Linked DNA regions of Homo sapiens: region 1 is linked to region 2. The links are chromatin loops, found by intact Hi-C in ENCODE. Cell type or tissue: MCF 10A. All regions are shown on one strand.

The links. A loop is a pair of places that touch in the nucleus more often than their neighbours do. Peaks named below come from ENCODE experiments on the same cell type or tissue, not always from the same donor. Only the 100,000 strongest peaks of a DNase experiment are listed, where the experiment ranks them.
Region 1: it touches region 2 in a loop (15-fold over the local background); 4 of 110 quality-filtered maps call a loop at or near these places.

What each region holds. Positions count from the first base shown.
Region 1 is chr6:5,418,696-5,426,695 of GRCh38, reverse strand. All of the region lies in intron 3 of FARS2 (phenylalanyl-tRNA synthetase 2, mitochondrial), which reads right to left. Among named protein-coding and RNA genes, the nearest start is that of FARS2-AS1, 35 kb to the left of the region's middle. In MCF 10A, a CTCF peak has its summit at 4,189 (motif pointing left); no DNase peak of the experiment used is centred here.
Region 2 is chr6:6,053,734-6,061,733 of GRCh38, reverse strand. No RefSeq gene overlaps it. Among named protein-coding and RNA genes, the nearest start is that of NRN1, 51 kb to the right of the region's middle. In MCF 10A, a CTCF peak has its summit at 4,084 (motif pointing left); a DNase peak (open chromatin) is centred at 4,093.

The sequences.
Region 1 (8,000 bases), 640 kb after region 2:
CAAGATTGCGCCACTGCACTCCAGCCTGGGTGAGAGAGTAAGGTTCAGTCTCAAATAAATAAATTAATTAATTGTTACATTGACACATTAACAGAGATTTTTAAAAAAATCATTGGTAGTGAAATTATTTCTTGAATACTTTGATATTACCCCCAAAATACACTTTCTTCTTGTTTTTCAATCTATGATCTCAAAATTACTGTAGGTATTATTATATCTAGTTGAAAAAGCATCTTGACATGCTTCTTGTATTAAAAGATACAATGCCAAATAACTAGCTCAAAACTATGTTGAGTGTGACTTATTTCACATGTCAAGTATTAGAAGTCAGAATATTTACTAAAAATTACGTATTTTGTGTTATATATTAATAGAGGAGAATTTTCAGTAAGCATATCCAAATCATATGGATTCATTATGCATAAGACTAACTTCTTATTGGGGCTATAGAGGAAAATTAAGTGCATATATGAACTATATATCTAGTGGAAAATAATGCCAAGGTTTTTTTTCCTATTTCCTTGTGTCTTTTAATTTCCTAAACCACACAGATGAAGCTCAGAGCTTTTTTAACGGCTTCAGAACTCTGAGATTACAGCAACTGTCAAAAATTATACACCTCAATTTTCAGCCTAGAGCCACATAAAAGAAAGTATACTTTAGGAAAAAAAACCACACCTGGGTTCAAGCCTCAGCCTTCTACCATTTTTCCTGTGAAACCGCGGGAAGCTTACTTATCCTCTTTGAGCCCCACCTGCCTCTTCTCTACACCGTGGATAATGATTGCCCTCACCCAGTGGTTTCAAGAAAAGACCCTGTGGGAGCCCAGGTTTTCTCAAGAGGCAGCAATCCTCTTTGGAGATCTGGACACTGACTCAAATTTCTCCTCTGAATAAGGATGTTGAGTTTGTTCAAGAATGAGGAGAGCCCAAAGTCCAGAAGCAATCACTCAAGTGGGACTTCAGAAATAAGTAGAAATACCTCCAGGACAGTGACATGAGCCCAAATGGAAGAGGTATAGCAAGAATTCTAAGCCTGTCTCAACTCCAGCAGGACATTACCTGCCACAGGGATGGGGAAGGCAGCACTGTACCTCGCCTGCTCTGTGTACCAGCCTCCCGACTTCTGCACCTTTGGCAAGACCAGCCAGGGACACTTGCAGGGCGGGTGTGTGTGTGTGTGTGTTTGGTCTCTTCCCACCAATCCCTGAAGGGCCTGAGCACTCTGTCTGACATACTATAAACATTTAAGTAGACGTCATTCCATTCCATCCCACCTTCGTTAAGGATCTCATTCTGAATAAACATCACGTTCCATTTCCCTGATTTATTGACTCATTAAAGAGATTCTTCTGCTGTTTCCCATACCGTTTGTATTTAAAGATGGGACTTTCCTATCAGAACTGCCTTCCACAGATGGTAGAATCTAAATTTTGAAAGATCAGTGGCCCAAACTAGAGCATATACCAGTGATTTTCTACACCAAACCAGGGGTACCCTCCATGAATAATTTTTTAAAATTAACTGAACAAATATGCCATTAACCACTGGTGTTTGGCATTATTTTCAAAATAGATTTTCCCTCAGTTGACACCAGAAAAATAGTAGAATATAGTGGTCTAATATCAGGGTTGCCACTCACACTTTCTGAACAGCTAGTATCCAAGGAAGGAAAGGAACGTGGAAAGAAAAAGGAAGGAGGGGACTCTCTGGCTGGAAACAAATTCTTAAAGAGCTGGGATCATCCTCGATAACCACAATCTAACCACGGGAAATCGTGCAGCCGCCACTGTCAAAGACATCTGATGATTCCATCTATTCTGCTTCTGTTGAAGACCCGCAACCTTTTGATAGAGCCCATTTTTTCATGATGTTTCAATAGTGCTCTAACAGCATTCTTTTATAAATTGTTTTGTTTTGAATAGGAAATATGTTCACAAGGTTCAAAATCAAAATACTATAACAGGATCCATCTCATTATGTAATAGGGCATGACAAAGAAGTCTCACTTACCTCCCTTTCCCATCTTACCCCAATCTCCTGGACCCTTACGGTAAACTCTCAGGGTTTCCTTTTTACTGCCAGATGTTAAGCCAATACAAATATCTGTTTCTATTTTCCTTCCTTTGTTATATAACAAGCAGCATAGTGTGTACTTTATTCGGCACCACGCTTTTTTCACTGAATGATGTGTCTGGAGGCCTCTCCACATGAATGCATAGAGCACGCCCTCAGTCCTTTTCTTACTCCTACCAAAGATTCCTGCATGTGGCCCACATTCATATAAGAAGTCTTACTGATACACACTTGGAGAATATTCAGTGTTGTGCTACTGAAAGCAATGCTGTGACTAAATACCCTGTTGAGTTGAAGAGTAAATGCTTTTATGATTTTAATAAATATTGCCAAAACGCCCTCGATAGGTGTTGTATAATATTTTGCACTAACATTAGCTCAATACTTTCCACAGGCGCCAAGGCCATAGAACTAACTGGTGGAAGAATACAATGAGAGTGTAGGTCCCAGACAAAGATCCAGGGCTTTGCTGATAAAAGAACACCAGCTCGACCCTCTTACGCAGCTCCCACTTAGATAAAGCAACAGTTGAGTACCCACAGACACGATTCCCAGGGCTGCCTTCCTTGCCCTTGCTGTTTACATCTCGTCTCTCCCCTAAGAGAAGAAAAGAGTGTCTTCTGGACTCAGTAAATGTGGCTGGCAGTCATAAGGAAGAGGAGGCACTTTTAAGGCCTGAAGCATCCATGTGGGAATACAAATACTGATTCTGTTTCCAAAGCCCACCTCACACGCAGCATGAAGTCATTCATGACCTACACTTCATCCCTATCTAGGGCCTTACAAACCTGGCAATGCCACCACTGTGACTCTTTAAGAGCGCCATATATATCCTATGCGTCCACACAACCATGTACCCTGGAGTCCAGCGCTGCAGAGTGCCAAGTGGAATAAAACCATTCCTACTACAAAGTTAATGGTAAATACCACCTCTTCCCTCTCACAGAGGGTAATAAAATCCTCCAGTGTGGGACCTCCCAAGCATACAGAAGATATTAACACTATTTCAGCCACAATGACTCCTGCTAAGACAAACACAAAGCAATAGGGGAAAAATAAAAGGCAGGCGATTTCCTCCACCATTGGCAATGGTATAACTGGTCCCACAGCTATTATTCTTCTGCTTGGCAGAAAGACCAATGTGTGCAAGTGCAGTTTCACACTGTTCCCCTGGGACTCCTCTACACAGGGATCCTTTTGACTAGTGCTTGGATCGTAAGATGATATGATCGTTTCTCTACCTCACAATGAAATGAGAAATGGAGTATGGCACAATTTAATGGGCCCCTCATTCTGAAATCTGGGTATGGGTTCAGAGGCACCAGGGTAAGTGATCACTCCCGTGCTCTCTATCAAGCAGCAGAGGGGACAGTCCAATAGCATCCCGGCCTCAGGCAGAGCCACAGCACAGCCCTTTGGTCCTCGATCCTCCTCGTCAACCTGTTCTCGAAGGAAACTATCTTCAGATCCCTGCAGGCTACACAGAGAGGCATTGTAAACAGAAGGCTCACACACCAGCCTCCACAAAGCTGGTCGGGTGGGGGACAGCCTGGATCTAAGAGCCAGCACAGATCTAGAAGCAAATCCCAGCTTTATCACTTGCAGCTGAGTGACCTCAGGCCAGTTACTTAACCTCGCACTGCTTCAATTTTGTCAAAAATAAGAATATCTCACAGAGTTTCTGTGACAATTCAGCATGGGGAAGTGTGTAAAAAGCCTAACACAGTACCTAGCAGCTCATTAACACTCAGTGGGTATTTTTTTTCATTGAATGTCATGAAATTCAGCTCATAATCTGAAACATCTCACTTTTTAATAAAATATGAAAAAATAAGCATGTCTAAATTGTGTTCCTGGGTAACTGACATTTACTGTTCATTTACTATATGCTGGGCACTGTGCTAAACACGTCCCATGCCTGCTCTCACTTCATGCTTACGCTGATGTGAGGCTGGCATATACACTGAACAATCGTTACTCTCATTCCCACTTTGCAGATGAGGGAAATGTGACTGCAACAGCTCACGTATCTAATCTCAGTTTACAGTAGAGAGTAAATGCCAGGATCAGAACCAGGTGTGTGGGACAGCACAGCCCCATGCTGCCCTCCACTGGAGCAGACAGTGCAACACCACATTAACTCAGCTTCCAACACAAAGCACACTCATGAGACCAAGAAGGCACGGTCTGTGTCCTTGTTCTCCTAACACACAACAGTGACATTTATGATTTAAAAAAAAAAGAGAGAGAGAGAGAGAGAACCAAACAGGCATAGTCTAAGTTGAAAGATAAAAGGTGATATGGTTTGGCTGTGTCCCCACCCAAATCTCATCTTGAATTCCCACGCATTGTGGAAGGGGCCCAGTGGGAGGTAACTGAATCATGGGGGCAGGTTTTCCCATGCTGTTCTCGTGATAGTGAATAAGTCTCATGAGATCTGACGGGTTTAAAAACAGGAGTTTCCCTGCACAAGCTCTCTTCTCTTGTCTGCCACCATGTCAGATGGGCCTTTCACCTTCTGCCATGATTGTGAGGCCTCCCCAGCCATATGAAACTGTGAGTCCATTAAGCCTATTTTTCCTCCCAGTCTCAGGTATGTTTTTATCACCAGTGTGAAAACAAACTAATACAGTAAATTGGTGCCAGCAGAGTGGGGCGCTGCTGAAAAGACATCCAAAAATGTGGAAGTGACTTTGAAACTGGGTAACAGGAAGAGGTTAGAATAGTTTGAAGAGCTCAGAAGAAAACAGAAAAATGTGGGAAAGTTTGAAATTCCCTAGAGACTTGTTGAATGGCTTTGACCAAAAGCTGATAGTGATATGGACAATGAAGTCCAGGCTGAGATGGTCTCAGATGGAGATGAGGAACTTGTTCGGAAATGGAGCAAAGTAACTTTTGTTATGTTTTAGCAAAGAGACTGGCAGCATTTTGCCTCTGTTTTAGAGATTTGTGGAACTTTGAACTTGAGAGACATGATTTAGAGTATCTGGCAGAAGAAATATCTAAGCAGCAAAGCATTCAAGAGGTGACTTGGGTGCTGTTAAAGGCATTTGGCTTTATAAGGAAAGCAGAGCATAAAAGTTTGGAAAATCTGTAGGCTGACAATGCGATAGAAAAGAAAATCCCATTTTCTGAGGAGAAATTCAAACTGGCTGCAGAAATTGGCATAAGTAACAAGAAGGTGAAAGTTAATCCCCAAGACAATGGGGAAAATGTCTCTGGGACATGTCAGAGGTCTTTGTGGCAGCCCTTCTCATCACAGGCCTGGAGGCCTACAAGGAAAAAGTGGTTTCATGAGCCAGGCCCAGGGTCCCCATGCTGTGTGCAGCCTAGGGACTTGGTGCCCTGTGTCCCAGTTGTTATGTGGCTGAAAGGGGTCAATGTAGAGCTCGGGCTGTGGCTTCGGAGGGTGCAGGCCTCAAACCTTAGCAGCTTCCATGTGGTGTGGAGCCTGTGAGTACACAGAAGTCAAGAATTGAGGTTTGGGAACCTCCACCTAGATTTCACAAGATGCATGGAAATGCCTGGATGCCCAGGCAGAAGTTTGCTGTAGGGGTGGAGTTCTCATGGAGAACCTCTGCTAGGGCAGTGCAGAAGGGAAATTTTGGGTAGGAGCCCCCACACAGAATCCCTGCTGGGGCACCACTTAGTGGAGCTGTGAGAAGGACGCCGTCCTCCAGACCCCTCCAGACCCCAGAATGGGTCTGGGGTCCACAACCAAGAAGAACCAGGAGCCTGCCTCCTGCAGGATGGCACACTGTGGGCTTGCGGCAGGAGGGAGGCAAAAAGCTTCAAGTCAGAGTCTGGGATGGGATAAGCTCCATGACGGTGCCAGAAGGAAGTCAACAGCTTGCACCAGGCACCTAGAAAAGCCGCAGACACTCAACACCAGCCTATGGAAGCAGCTTGGAAGGAGGCTGTACCCTGCAAAGCCACAGGGGCAGAGCTGCCCAAAACCATGGGAACATACCTCTTGCATCAGCAGGACCTGTATGTGAGACATGGCGTTGAAGGAGATCATTCTGGAGCTTTAAGATTTTACTGCCCCACTGGATTTCACACTTGCATGGGGCCTGGTAGCTCCTTTGTTTTGGCCAATTTCTCCCATTTGGAAAGGCTGTATTTACCCAATGCCAGTACCCCCATTGTATCTAGGAAGTAACTAACTTGCTTTGGATTTTACAGGGTCATAGACAAAAATGACTTGCCCTGTCTCAGATGAGATTTGAGACTGTGAACTTTTGAGTTAACACTGAAATGAGTTAAGACTTTGGGGCACTGTTGAGAAGGCATGATTGGTTTTGAAATGTGAGGACATGAGATTTGGGAGGGGCCAGGGATGGAATGATATGGTTTGGCTGTGTCCCCACCCAAATCTCATCTTGAATTCCCATGTGTTGTGGGAGGGGCACAGTGGGAAGTAATTGAATCATGGGGGTAGGTCTTTCTCATGCTGTTCTTGTTGCAGTGAATAAGTCTCACAAGAGTTGATGGTTTTAAAAATGGGAGTTTCCCTGCACAAGCTCTCTTTTCTTGCCTGCTGCCTTGTGAGACGTGTCTTTCGCCTTCTGCCACGATTGTAAGGCCTCCCCAGCCAGGTGGAACTGTAACTCCATTAAACCTGTTTTTCTTTCCAGTCTCGGGTATGTCTTTATCAGCAATGTGAAAATGGACTAATACAAAATGTAAACCTCCACAGGCCAGAAGCAAAACAGGAAGAGAGGATAAAGTGAGCCTGCTGGGCTTGGGGTCCACAACCAAGAAGAACCAGGAGCCTGCCTCCTGCAGGATGGCACACTGTGGGCTTGGGGCAGGAGGGAGGCAAAAAGCTTCAAGTCAGAGGCTGGGATGGGATAAGCTCCATGACGGTGCCAGAAGGAAGTCAAATACTGTCACCCAAATGCAGCATGGGGCTGTAGATCTAAGGAGCTTTAAGATTAGGGATCCAAGCCATAGGCCTAGGATCAGCTCCATCCCCTCATTGTATGGGTGCTAGACATCTGATGGATCCCTGGGAAATCTCACTCTGGATTTCAAGCCTAGAGAATTGGGTGGAATCACCTGCAAATCCACTTATAGGGTGAATAGTAAGAGACGGGGGATGGGGGAGAAGGACAGGAACGAAGAAAACAGAGAAACGGTAAAGAACAAAAAAACCTTCCTCTGAATATGACCCTGCAACCCAAAATTCTAAAACATATGGACAAATCTAATGCTAAGTAATACAGCCAGCAGAACAAATAATCAAACATTAACTTACCTCAGTTGAGATTATTTTTATGAAACAATCTGAGACTTTAAAATAAGTGTGTTTTAGATATCTTAAGAGATACATGAAAGCACAATTCACTGATGTGTTCTAGAAAATAAAATTCATAAAAATTCTGGTTTTGTAAAACAGATCTAAAAATGCATCTTTAGGATTGTATCCATCTCCCAGTCAAATTCTTCTCTGAGAAGGAAAACACCAGCCACCCTTTCAAAGAGTTCCTGTCACAAACATTAAGCTGCATCAGAAAAGAAGACCAAAAAAGACACAGAGAGTAAGTGATGAGAGAGATGTAAGAATATAATGAAGGCGAAGAGGGGAATGAGATGTAATAGAAAATTGCAGGAAGGAAGGTCCAGAAGGAGTAGCCAAACGATTCAAATGAAAAAGAGAAACTTCCACATCTGGACAGGATGGAATAATAAACCAGTTTTACCCTTCCATATGAAAAACTAATAATAATAATAATAATAATAAAAAGACAAATATATAAAATCACACCACTCAAAACAGAGGACACCAGGTGACCAAGGACACAGACCCCCCAGAGGGGTGAGACCTAAGGAGAACATGGGAGAGCCCAAAAGTCTCCTTGATTTGAGGAGACAGAGCCGGGAGTCTGGACAAGTCAGGATAGCTAGAATTCTCAGGGCAGA
Region 2 (8,000 bases):
GTTGTGAAACTACAGCACATCGGGCCGGGCACAGTGGCTCACGCCTGTAATCCCAGCACTTTGGGAGGCCGAGGCAGGCAGATCATGAGGTCAGGAGATTGAGACCATCCTGGCTAACACAATGAAACCCTGTCTCTACTAAAAATACAAAAAATTAGCCAGGTGTTGTGGCAGGTGCCTGTAGTCCCAGCTAGTCGGGAGGCTGAGGCGGGAGAATGGCGTGAACCCAGGAGGCAGAGCTTGCAGTGAGCAGAGATCGTGTCACTGCACTCCAGCCTGGGCAACAGAGTGAGACTCCATCTCAAAAAAAAATAAAAAGAAACTACAGCACATCAAAGACAAAGAGAAGATCTTAGAAGCAGCTGGAGAAAAAAAAGCGCTGTTTACTTATAAAGAAAAATAGTTGGACTAATGGATGATAGAACACAGTGGAATAATATTTTTGAGTCAACCTAAAATTCCGTATGCAAACTTGGAATTATATAACCACTGAAACTGACAAGAGTAAGAGTGATAGAACTCTTACTCTGGATATTAGTACATCCAGAATTTACAAAGAACTCAAACAAATCAGCAAGAAAAAAACAATCCCATCAAAAAGTATGCTAAGGACATCAATAGACAATTCTCAAAAGAAGATAAAATAATGGCCAACAAGCATATGGAAAAATGTTCAACATCACTAATTATCAGGGAAATGCAAATCAAAACCACAATATAATACCACCTCACTCCTGCAAGAATGGCCATAATCAAGAAATCAAGAAAGAATAGATGTTGGCATGGACACAGTGAAAGGGGAACACTTTTACACTGTTGGTGGGAATGTAAACTAGCACAACCTCTAGGAAAACAGTGTAGAGATTCCTTAAACAATTAATAGTAGGCCAAGCGCAGTGGCTCACGCTTGTAATCCCAGCACTTTGGGAGTCCGAGGTGGGCAGATCATGAGGTCAAGAGATCAAGACCATCCTGGCCAGCATGGTGAACCCCCCACCCCCGTCTCTACTAAAAATACAAAAATTAGCTGGGCGTGGTGGCACACGCCTGTAGTCCCAGCTACTCAGGAGGCTGAGGCAGGAAAATCGCTTGAACCTGGGAGGCGGAGGTTGCAGTGAGCTGAGATTGCACCACTGCACTCCAGCCTGGGCAAGAGTGAGACTCCGTCTCAAAAAGAAAAAAAGAATTTAAAGTAAATCTACCATTTGATCCAGCAATCGCACTACTAGGTATTCACCAAGAGAAAAAGAAGTCATTATGTGAAAAAGATACTTCCATACACGTTTATAGCGCACAATTTGCAATTGCAAAAAATATGGAAACAGCCTAAAAATCTCATCAATCAACAAGTGGATAAAGAAAATGTGATATATATGTACCATGGAATACTACTCAGCCAGAAATACGAATGAAATAATGGCATTTGCAGCAACCTGGATAGAATTGGAGACTATTATTCTAAGTGATGTAACTTAGGAATGGAAAACCAAACATCATATGTTCTCACTCACATGTGGTCGCTAAGCTGTGAGGACGTAAAGGCATAAGAATGCTACGTTGGACTTTAGGGAATTGGGGGAAAGGGTGGGGGGTGGTGAAGGATAAAAGAGTACATATTGGGTACAGGGTACACTGCTTGGGTGATGGGTGCACGAAAATCTCAGAAATCACCACTAAAGAACTTATTGATGTAACCAAACACCACCTGTTCCCAAAAACCTATGGAAAGAAAAAAATTTAAAACAAAAAAACCTTTCATCCCCAACAGCCAAATGTAATGGAGGGACCTTGTTTGAATTCTGACTACTACCCCCATAAAAATTAAACTTTTATTAAAAAACAAATAATAAATGATACAAAGAAAATGTTAATTTTGTTAGGTGCAAATAATGGCATTGCAGACATAAGAAAGTTAATATTTTTAAAAGGTGCATACTGAAGTATGTAAAGATGAACTGGCATGAGAAATGGGATTTGCTTTAAAATATTTCAGCAAAAAAAATGAAGGGATAGAAACAAGTATTGCAAAATTGTGATACTTGTTAAATCTGGGTGACCAGAATATGAAGGTTTATTCTATCACTCTATTTTTGTGTGTGTTTGAAATTTTTCATAGTAATTTTCTTTAATTCCAACCCCACTTCTCTTCCAAGAAGCGTCTCAGTTGCCATTTAATCAGATGTCAATAGATTCCCAGACAAGGCTTGCTTACCTAGGTTAAGTTCCATTCATCTCCTTGTCTAGCCTAGCCAAGACCCAACACAAAAAAATAACATTTAAACAAACACACTGCTCCCTAAATCTTTGCTTACCTTATTATGATAAGTTTACTGAGGAGTAATTCATGAGGTACATTGATTGTTTTTCAGAAAGGTAAAACCAGGTGCATTCCATCCAGTGACAGACAAGGTGCCATTTTCACCACACCTTTGCCAATGTGGGTTTGTCATTTCTTTTTATAAAACCTCTTATAGGTGCAGTGCAGAAAGATAAACAGGATTCAACTTGTCCCAACCAAGGGGAAAGGATGTCCAAGACAGCAGAACAGCCTCAGCAAGGCACAGAGGTGGGAAAATGTGTGATTTATTTAGTTCTATGTGACCAATTCATTCATTTAATACATATTTGCCCAGAGCCTCTATAATTAAAATAATTTAGTGAGATTAGCAGTTAAAGATGTGTTAGTAGCTAATTGAGCCTTTCTTCCTGATAAAGTAAGAAGAAATGAAGGGGAATTGCTTTTTTTTAAAAAAAAGGTAACATGAAAGGAGGCATGAAAATGATTCTTCTGCAGACTTTCTGGACTATCTGCAATCTTGTGGAGGCCAGCCTCCATCTTCTCCCCTACTTCCAGGCCTTCAACACTGCACTCTGATTACCAAAACTTTAGAACTATATCGAGACCGATGACATCCAACACGTTCCTTTTATCTTGTTACCCTTTCAAAAAGTGTCATGGTTTAAAGCCCTTAGTGCAGCAGCAGATTCTCTAACAGGAATTAATAAGCTCTTCTAGAAGAATTAAAAAAGCAAGCTCCCTTTTAATAGAGGCAGAGAAGGACGCATTCACTTTCCAGTTGGGCTGAATTTCCAAAAACTTCAATAATTAGATCCCATTCTCCACAAGTCATCATGTTTATCATGGGGAGAGTAATGCCTGTTCCAGGTTAATTGGACAGAAACGATGTTCCTCTTCTGTAGTCACTGTAGTCAAATTATCCCTGCATTGCAAAGCCTTATTGCTCTGTGTTAGGTTTAAAGCCGGATTTCTCAACTCTAACTGCTTTGCTGTGTTTAATACTCGGGTTGCTCCGATTTGCTCGTCTGCGGGCGTACTTGAACATGAAGGATTGGGAAGGAGGAACAGCAAGCAATCACCGAGGCCAGGAGCCCGAGCCAGGGCGGGAAGGGGTTTTCCCACAGCAACATCGCACTAGGAGGCTTTCTAGAGGGCGGTTTGAAATCCACGGACCTCGTGGGGAGCTGAAGCAGGACCTCCGCGCGCAGGAGCAGGTTTCCGGGCACTACACACCCAGGCTCATGGTAGGCGCCCGCAGCCCAGGACGCTGAAACTCCAGCCCCACGCCGCGAGCTGACCTTCCTGGGCGACGCCAGCTGGGTGCTTGGGGCAGGCACAACGGAAAACAACTTAAAATCAGAATTCTGGATTCTGGGATTTGAGCTATCAAAGTCATTTTCAAGAAATTCATATTCTTCCTAGAGAGGGGAAAATGCAGTAATACCCCCTTAAAAGCCAGAGTCTTCAAAAATGTTGCTTTTTCAATGTTGCTTTTCAAAAAAATAACCCCTGCTTTGCTTATTCCACACGTGTGTTGATACAGACGGATAAATATATAACAATGGATACTTGATTCACATGTAAGTGCGCTATCACACATAATCTCTCATCGTTTCGGATTATTACAATCTCTCATCCTTTGAGGAAGATAAAAGGTAAATTTCCAAAGGAGTTTTAAATAGGCAAATGGGCTATACGGCGTTATAGTAATATATTGTAATATAGGGCATGTATAATACTATGTAATACACAGACAAATGTATGCATAAGGACAGAGATACAGTGCCCTCTACTGGATCAAAGTGAACTTGATGAACCTTGCCTTTGAAAGAGTTAGTTTAACAGCCCTTCAAGAGGCTATCAACACCAGAATATAAGCCTTAAAGCTAGATGATTCTTCACATCAGGTGATTCTTCTTTGGTTTGCACTAGCAGCAAGCAAAACGCTCTTACGTTGTTTTCCAATCATCCATGTTTAACAGGATTATTCAAACTGACTCCACAAATATTCTATCAGTAAAGGGACATTTGACTGATGAATTTGTTGGAGCCATCTAAGCAATCCAGACTCCGCAGTTCCCAAACTGAAAACAAACTTTCTGCATTGTGTGCTATCTGAGCGAATCAGATGTAATTTTAAAAAACAGACAGACAGGAGTTCAAGCATAGTATCCATGCTCAAAAAGTTGAGCAATTCAAGACATTAGGCAAATTGAGAAGTATTGTTTTAAAAGCAGCATGACAGCGATGACTTAAATAATACAGAAATTATCATCCTGAATAATTTGTTCTTAAGTAATACAAAAACTCCATACGAAATACACATATGCTCCTAAATAAGCTGGTAAACAAAGCTCTATGTGGATTCCCAAAATTTTGGAATAGGGATTCTGTGGTATAGAAAATGATGATTTTAAATGATAGGAAAAGGCAATTTAAAAATATTAATAGTTTCTAAAACTCCACCCACTTCAGTGTAATGGGTATGTGCCACTGAGGGACAGCTGGACACCTGGAAAATGGCTACCATTGCACTGTAAGAGTCCTCTCCGCGTAGCACTAAAAATGTCAGTGTTTCATTTTACTAAGGAGACTTTGCCTTTCCCTTGTGTTGATCTGCATCTCATCTCCTGGCCACTAAGTACAAAGACCCACTATGTTAACCTTCCACACATTTTCAGAAACCGGACAGAGCTTATTATAGAAGTGCCGACACAGCCAAAGTAAGCCAGTTGGGAAATCAGATGCCTGTCTCCTTGATGCAGGAAATTCAAAGAGAAGATGTCAGGTTGATCGCAATCTCATCCCAACCTCTGCTGCAAAGAAGCATGGAAGAGGAATTTTCTAGAGCCTCTCAGCCATCCCTATAATTAGCATGGAAATTTGTGAATCATTCCTGGCAGAAGAAACATGGCTGGAGGTGAGGCCCACCCCCTCTGTCCGGGTTTCCCAGGGGAGGCTCAGGTAGTAATATGGTACATTTTCGCTCTACAGCTCAACCATTGTGTGAAAATGTTGACTCTCCCACGGAGCTCACTCCTGTCCAAGGTAGAATACAGTGAGGAAAGGCCACCAAGCCCTCCCTGGGCAGCGGTTCTCACAGCGTAGTAAATACGGGGGCCCCCTATGAGCTGTGGAAAATCTGGAGTCCACACCTGCTCCTGAAATTCTGGTTCAGCGGGTCTGGGAAAGAGCCCAAGAATCTGCATTTTAACAAGCCGCTAGCATCATCTGGTGCAGATGATCCATGGACCACACTTTAGAAACTGCCTGAAGAAGTGAAGAAGCATATTTGGCCAAATACTCTGACATCTTAAGACCTTCTCTTTATGAGCATCCATCTTCTAATGAGATCCTCATGGAATAAAAACTCCTTTGTACTGATTTCTGTCCTTGCCTAAATAGTATTATAATGAACGTAGCTATAACTTTGAAATTCAACCAGATGACAGGATACAGGACCTTCTGCCAGTGCAGACACCCCCAGGACACTTTGTGATCCCAGGCTAGCCCCTGCCATGCTTTTTATTTTCTCCATTGCTCTAGGATTGGATTTTCTGCTCCTGTCTTAAACGGACCTTCATTGATTCTTTGTGGCCAGACTCTTCTCCCTGCAGCACTGCAGAATATGCAGTCTCATTGCTTTCCCACACCTAGCCTGTCTCAAGAAGTGCACAAGACATTTGAGGGTTTCCTTGAAGCTTTATTATAAACAATGAGGAAGAGACAAGAGGAAAATAAATATGAACAGATAATTAAAGAGAAATATCACAGTCTTATGCAAAAGTTACTCCCAAATTCCAGTTTCCCTTTTAGCAGCTATGGACTCTATAGTAATAATGCCTATTTTATTGATTCTCTCCATGTTTATTTTCTTCCTTCTTTCCTTCCTTTCTTTTTCTTCCCTCTCTTTCTCCCTCACACAGACTTGCACTGGGCATAACACATAGTGGGCCTGATGGTAGAATCCACAAACAGTCAGCAGTGAGTTAAAGTTCTACAAAGCACCAAAGAATGGAGGCTTCCAGGTGAGATTTCACTAAGAGCTAGTATTAGAAGAGTCTGGGAGAAGAGTAGATTGAGCACATTGTGGGGAAAATGAATTCCCAACAGCAGAGAGAACCGCCACATACAAACCACGAGAAATCAAACATGTCACATTCTGGGAACCCAGTAGTTCAGCAGAGTTGGAACACAGAGTGCATTGGAAAATGCTGGAAATTACACTGGAATGGTAGGTCGGGTCAGCTCCTGAAGGGCCACATGGACTCCAGTAATGAGTGGGGATTTAGACGATAAACCATATGACTTTTCATAGCCTACACAGTTGGCACTTTTATAAATCTAATAATTTAAGGTCCATGCAAATGAGGGAGGAGGCAGGGTTAGTAATAACCATTACAGGATAGGAGGCATAAACCTGGGCTGTCTTGGGAGAAAGCAGATGACCACTCTATCCATAGGGTGTTGAGGCTTGGGTGATGAGGTTCCTTGATTCATATCTTCCTCCTCTTGGCGAGAAAGTCTTCATGTTAAGGATTTCATCCACTTTGGCAGCTAAATACCATCGGGAAAAATACTTCAGGGCAAAACCCTGAAGCGCTGTCTTCGAGTTCTTTTTTTCTTCACAAGGAAAGGCTCTCCTAGGCATTTTCTTGATTTAAAAGATAATAGCTTCTTGAATAGAAGGTTGGAATCTTTCAATATATGATTGATGATACTGACCGCTATGTGACTTCCTTAATCCATACTTTTAAAATTCTTCTATAGTGAACGAGAGCTTGAGTCCCTACATGATTTTAAAGATGCAAGGTATGTGACTTCTTAAATATGAAGAATGCCTTATGTGTTTTGAAAATTGGCTGCATTTTATATTAAAACAGAGTTCTTCAATAGTCTGCATTATCTTGGGAATCTAATAGTACTCACCTATTGCTATCAATATCATCATGACAGTCTGACTCCTAAATTAATTTAAGGAGCCAGTAAGAGGGATGGGTCAGTTCTCGGATCTGCTTCCCTTGGCTGGTGGGGCTGCAGAGGCTGTCTGCATCCTTCTTGGGCTGGAAGGGTGCGTATGACCTTCCAGCTGCCACATGGGCTCAGTCATTTTTCTGCTCATGAACAACAAGAAAAAAAAATCACAAATTAAACAAGTGTTTGGTATCGCTCCAGGGTTTAGAATGAAATATCTTTTTCCAAGGACTAAAGAGTCTCAGTGGCAGACATATTGTGATGTTATTTCCCTTTCAAAGCTCTTAATCCTTTTTTCCCAGTGAGGCAGATGTGTACTAAATGAACATTAGTTGGGTCCCACTCAGGGCCAGGTCAAGGAGGAGTTCAGCTCTGGTAATGAGAAAATACGACCTCTTCTGGATTTCTCTACAAAGGTCACGTTGTCCTGCTCTGACAAATCATTTTCATGTGGCCAATTATAAGAGGTGCTCTAGAACCATGATTCACAAACTTGAGATTGTATTAGTTTGTGTTCACTAGGCCTGTGGGGGGACCTGAGATTCAGAATTTCTCAAACTCCTGACCTCAGGCAATCCACCAGCCTCGGCCTCCCAAAGTGCTGGGATTACAGGCATGAGCCACCGCACTCAGCCATCAGATTCAATATTTCTAACAAGCTTCTGGATGATGCCAATGCCACAGATCCACAGACCACACTTTGAGTCCCAAGTGTCTCGAATATATT